Linked DNA regions of Homo sapiens: region 2 is linked to region 1. The links are chromatin contacts, found by Hi-C or POLR2A ChIA-PET in ENCODE. All regions are on one chromosome and are shown on one strand. Each heading gives the region's core, a stretch centred on a gene start or an enhancer-like site at or near the end of the contact. The rest is flanking DNA. Distances are from core to core; before and after follow the strand shown. Region 1 overlaps CFAP20DC-DT (CFAP20DC divergent transcript). Region 2 overlaps FHIT (fragile histidine triad diadenosine triphosphatase).

What was found. A loop is a pair of places that touch in the nucleus more often than their neighbours do. ChIA-PET counts read pairs that join two places held with the same protein, here RNA polymerase II (POLR2A). Pooled maps may share reads with other maps.
Region 2: a map of dorsolateral prefrontal cortex shows a loop between it and region 1 (1.9-fold over the local background). The contact joins two enhancer-like sites. A Hi-C loop is called at or near these places in 3 of 168 maps with a recorded cell type or tissue (IMR-90, dorsolateral prefrontal cortex and mammary epithelial cell) and 3 of 50 pooled maps. POLR2A ChIA-PET finds 5 or more read pairs at or near these places in 1 of 52 experiments (PC-3).

What each region holds. Positions count from the first base shown.
Region 1 is chr3:59,640,437-59,643,165 of GRCh38, forward strand. All of the region lies in intron 6 of CFAP20DC-DT (CFAP20DC divergent transcript), which reads left to right. It overlaps LOC339902 (hCG1813818), which reads right to left. Exons shown (of 4, transcript NR_149028.1): 2 at 1,208-1,321. Among named protein-coding and RNA genes, the nearest start is that of CFAP20DC-DT, 550 kb to the left of the region's middle. Within about 2 kb of position 1,260, at least 2 of the 41 ENCODE cell types and tissues checked have a DNase peak (open chromatin) inside an H3K27ac peak, as active enhancers do.
Region 2 is chr3:59,808,433-59,811,132 of GRCh38, forward strand. All of the region lies in intron 8 of FHIT (fragile histidine triad diadenosine triphosphatase), which reads right to left. CFAP20DC-DT (CFAP20DC divergent transcript) reads left to right here. Exons shown (of 7, transcript XR_002959675.2): 7 at 1,300-2,700. Among named protein-coding and RNA genes, the nearest start is that of CFAP20DC-DT, 720 kb to the left of the region's middle. RefSeq lists enhancers at 1-406, 1,041-1,674, 1,675-2,308. Within about 2 kb of position 1,393, at least 2 of the 41 ENCODE cell types and tissues checked have a DNase peak (open chromatin) inside an H3K27ac peak, as active enhancers do.

The DNA.
Region 1 (2,729 bases), core at 10-2,509:
GCCAGGAGAGACCTCCTTGCTGAGGGGGTAAATGAGAGCAGAATGCATTTAGGGATGCAAGCCACAGGCACTATGGAGGAAGAGGAATACCGGAGGAGGGGAACAGTGCCTGCAGATATGTGAGAGGCTATCTGTGTGCAGCATATGATGTGTGGTTTCCAACTGGAAATGAGGACTGTGGGTTATTTCTTCATTTCTCAAATACTTTGAACAATTATTGTGTGCAAGGTGCTGGAAACACAGCTATGATAACCCACAGGCCCTGCCCTCAAGGAGGTTACCCTCTAGGTAGGAGTTGATGTATATGTGGGGAGTAGAGGAGTGAGGTAAAGAACTGAAGAGGCAATGACACTGCAAAGTGACCAGTGCTGAGATGGGATAGAGAGGATTGTGGGAACAGGGGATAGCAGGGAGGAGCCACTGAGGAGGCGGGAGCTGCCAGACAGCTTAATTTATCTCGCTCATGATCAGTATAGCTTCAACAAACAGCAATGTTTTTACTGTTTATTTTTAGTTTATCATAAAGCTAAACATGTTTTTTTTAAGTTCATGTCCATCCTACATTTGAGGCTTTCAGTTAGCCTTTATTTTTAGATTAAGATGTTATAGTTGATGGTTCTAGTACCTTTCATATGCAAAACAAAATGCTCAATATGAGAGGGAGGGAACTTTTTAATTTTGTGAGACTGAAATTTGAATATCCAAGAGCCACTGCTCCAGCCAAATGTCCTGCCAATTCTGTCCTTATCAAAGGAAGCTTATATTTATTGAGCACTTACTACATACAAGACACTTGTCTAAGTACTTCCATGTGCTTTGTGGATCTTCAAGCTAACCCTGTGAAGAAGGGTAGATTATCATCCCCATTTTATAGATGAGGAAAATGAGGCACAGAGAGGTAAGGAAACTTGCCCGTGGTTATGCAACTAGTAAGTGTCAGAGCTGGGATTTGATAGGGAAATTCCAGAACTCATGTTCTTATCTTCCTCTTCCCCACAAAAAAAACAACCAGCAACTTTTGGAATATTAGAAGTCAAAGCTTTGATTATCATCTATAGCTCTTTTTCTTTCTCCCCTCCCCAGTACTGGCTTTGGAAACTCTTGGATAAAAATTACCCTAGAACCGAAGAGAAGAAGGAACCCATAGATAGGCAAAGATTCTTGGACATTCCCCTGAGAAATAAAAATGCTTTGCCAGCGAGCTCACTGTGCATATTTGCTGCTCCACGGATGCGTCCCAGTTGGGCCAACTTCTGTTCTTGGCTGTTTGAATATATCCTGGCAGCTCAGAGGTGTAATTTCTCCAAATGCCGCATTCCTGCTGAGCCCATGGGATGAATTGTGCAATTTCGGGTGAGCACTTTTTTAAACTCTAGCAGTGCTTGTAGTTTCCTTCCTCCTACTTTCTCTGCAGGCTCCACATGGAAGATTGAGGGCTGAGTGGTTGCTGGGGCCAGGGGTACAGAAGGTGGAGTGCTGGGATGAAGAGACGGAGAAAGGCAGGAGAGGGAGAGGAGGGTGGCAGCATCAGCTGCCCAGGCAAATGCCAGAGCCCCACTTTGAGAATTGAGATCATCTTTAATTTCCTGGAGTGTTCATTCATTCATGCATCCACTTGTAAAAATATTTTTGCATTATTTGCTTTATGCCAGATACAATTTGGGAGTGGGAAACAGAAATACAGGGACAGGTGGAATCTCAGCTGTTAGGAAGGCAAGTCTATCTTATGATGAGCATACATAATGGGGGACAGGGTTAAAACAATCAAGGAGACCAGGGACATCTTCTTGGGGGGCACACTGAATTGAGCAGAAGTATGAAGGCAGAAAGGGGTTAATTCAGTACAGAGGAGAGGAAAGAGTGTCCGAGGCCGGGGGCGGGGAGGCGGGCAGCCTATGAAAAGTTTCTGGGACAGGCAGGAGGGTACCTGAATATATGAAGAATTCAAAAGCAACCAATCTCCTCCCCACTCCATTTATGAGTGCTGACTGTGTGCTGGCCCAGGCTTTGGACTTTATAACATCATGATAAAGCTTGCCGGGATTTCAGATTTTCAAACAAACAAACAAAAAAACATTTTAAGAAGCTAAATAATTTTTCCACAGCCACATAAGTAATGCATAGTGGCATGGAAATTCAAGTCCAGGTTTGTGTGATTCCAAAGAAGGGCTTCTTGACCACCACTTTATATTGTTTTCCTAGAAATCTCTCATCATTTGCAGAGACCTATGTACCCTATGCATACTTCTGTCCTGGTTCTAACATTGAAAATGTGAGTAGATTGATTTCCTATAGAATAAATAGAAAGTAAAGATAAAAAATAAAGTCACAATATCTAAAACTGTGGAAGTGATGCAGTTGTCCATTGAGGAATAATTGGATAAATTGTGGTGTACACATACAATGGAATATTATTCTGCCTTAAAAAAAATTCTGACACAGGCTACAACATGGATGAACTTTGAGGACATTATGCTGAGTGTAATAAACCAGTCACAGAAAAGATAGTTTATGATTCCCTTTATATGATAAATCTAGAATAGACAAATTCATTAAAAGCAGGTGGTTTCCAGGGCTTGCAGGGAGGTGAAGACAGGGAGTTATCTAATGGGTTTAGAGTTTTAGTTTTGCAAGATGAAAGGAGTTCTGGAGATTGGGAGCACAATAATGTGAAAGTGCTGTCACAAACTACATAATAGTGTTGCAGTCAGCAACGAACTGCATATACA
Region 2 (2,700 bases), core at 143-2,642, 170 kb after region 1:
CCCTTTTTCCCCACAACCCCACCTCTGCCAGTGATGACCAGTCTCTACCCTACGGTAAAACTCAGGTCCAACCACGTCCACTCCTTTTGCTAATTTCCCCTCTTTTCATTCTCCTCCCACCTCCGGGTCTGTTGACACTTGCTTGCCAATTTGCCTGACACACTGCAGACAATCTTCTCACTCAAGCATGTTTGACCTGAACATACAGCTTTCTGCTGAGCTGATCTGGAGTTTCAGTTGGCCGTTTGGGCAGCCAGACATGAATTAAGAACAGGGATAAACAAGGATGGCTTGAGCTTTAACTACACCGATTTGGCCCAATAGGCTCGGGGATAATCTATAAGACCTAACAGCTGAGGGCAATAAAATTAGCTACAAAGGGACTGCGGGGTAGAAACAATGTCTTCTGATACTTCACACAACACACACTCACACACAAAAGACACCAAAAACTCTCCGACAGAAGCCTTACAACAGCTTAGAGGAGAGGCATTGTGCTTGAAAAACTATATTTTAAAAAGCAGAGAGGAAACCCACGGTGACTGAAGTATCATTTTCCCGGTGGTGATCATGGATTTCATCCCAAGACCTGGAAATCATGTTAGAACTACAGTATCAGCCCAGCTTTGTGTCTAGGGCTTAAACTTGAAATGTTGTTTACATAAATAGTTAAGGAACACATACTGGGTTGAAGAGTGTGCTCTCCAAAAATGCATGTCCACCTAGAGCCTCAGAATGTGACCTTATTTGGAAAGAGGTCTTGGGAGATGTTATTAGTCAAGATGAGGTCATACTGGATTAGAATGGGCCCTAAATTCCGTGACTGGTGTCCTTATAAGGACATCAACGGAGGGCAGAAGGCCATGTGAAGACAAAGCGGACACTAGAGTGAATCTGCTGTAAGCCAAAGAAGGCCAAAGATTGCGGAAAGGAAGGATTCTTCCCCAGAACTTTCAGAGAGAGCATGATTCTGCTGACACTTTAGTTTTGGACATCCAGCATCTTGAACTGGGAGGGAATGCATTTTGGTTGTTTTATGCCACTCATGTTGTGCCAATTTGTTACAGCAGTCCTAGGAAGCTAACATAATACACTCCCAATTCCCTCTTCTTTTATACAATTGTACAACCCTATTTGAAACATGGAAAAGGCTCTTAGTTCTCACAAAAAAATCTCATTATATTTGGAGTTCAACTTCTGAACACGGGTTTAGAAACAAATAGGGTCTGATTTCACTGATTTTCAAAGGGCTTTCTTTGTAATGACTGGGGTTTGTTTTATTTGTTTGCTTGTTTCCAGGAGAAGAGAAGATTGGCCTCAGACACTTCCGTCTTCAGACCTGTGCCTCTCCTTTGAGGATCCCTTCCCCGAAGCTGCCAAGGAGAACCTTCCCTCACATTGTTCCTCCTTTGTTCCCCGCTCTCCTTTTCCAGGCTGAGAGACCTGGGGCCTTGGAAGCAAGCACACGCTGGCTGAGCTGTGATTCCTCCATGTTGATTATAATTTTTATCACATTATATGGGATCCCTCTGGTGGTTACTAGGGGATACGTCAGTTTTGAGAGATTGGAACCTAACCAAAGAAGCTTCAAATCTAGAGGATAAGGGGACTCAGAGTTTACAAGTCACAGCAAGCAGATGCTGGTCTGCTTTAGGTGCCTCTTACGGGGATTGTGAGAGGGCTCCTGGGGCCTGAGGAGGGTCTTCTGAGGTGTGAAAGGCTGTACTGGTGGTCCCTGAAAGCCATCGTCATTTGTGTGAGGAGGAGTACTGGAGGAGCTGTCTTACCACATGAAAAACAGCATGGAGCATCCCAGCCACATCAAAGGCACGGTTTGAGCCTTGGGCTGTAGAGGCTCAGAGAGAGTGACAAATAAGACCCTGGTGAGAGACCAATGGGGACAGTATTTCCAGACTTTGGCATGAAACAGATTTCTGAGCACCTCATGAAATGTCTGCAAGGGCAGCTCCTCAGAGTGACCCTCCCAAATCAATCAAAGCTGGCCCCCTATCTTAATTATGACTTACAAATAGAAGCATGCACCTGGCTGGATGCAGTTTGCCACATGGTTTACAATAGCGGTAGAATAAGAAATAACTTACCAAACGAGTACATTTTCTTGGCTGGCTGGGGCACTCAGAGTTGACACTGGTAAGGCTCCATTAAAATGCCTTTATGTTCTGATATACACAGATGTGTTAATTTATAGCATATTCATCAGAAGACATAAATTAATTGCTCTCTGATGAATTTTATAACACCTCCTTTATGCCTCTCCACCCTCCCCCTCCAAAGTACACTGAAAAGGTCAACAGCACTATCGAATGCAGCACACTTCAACTTCCTTCCAAGCTTATAATTAAAGCTAATTAGTAGCTTTGGTAATTAGCGCATGTAAGCTTTCTGCTTTCTGAATTAATAAGACTGAGTCAGGTTTTGAGCCAAGTAGACTTTTCACTCACTGGTTCTGATTCTTGAACTGTGTTTGGCTGGTTAATTTAAAACATGTCTGTTGAAAGTGGAATACTAGAAAGAAAACATACTTGTGATGGTCTGCTCTCAAGCCAGTGTGATTTATGAACAGGCCAAAGTGGAACTGTTGTCACAAGAGAAAATCAGAATGCTCTGGGTTTCCAATAACTGACCAGTCTCAACCTCTCAGTGTGAAATGAGTTGTGCCCAGTTACTATGTCACATGGA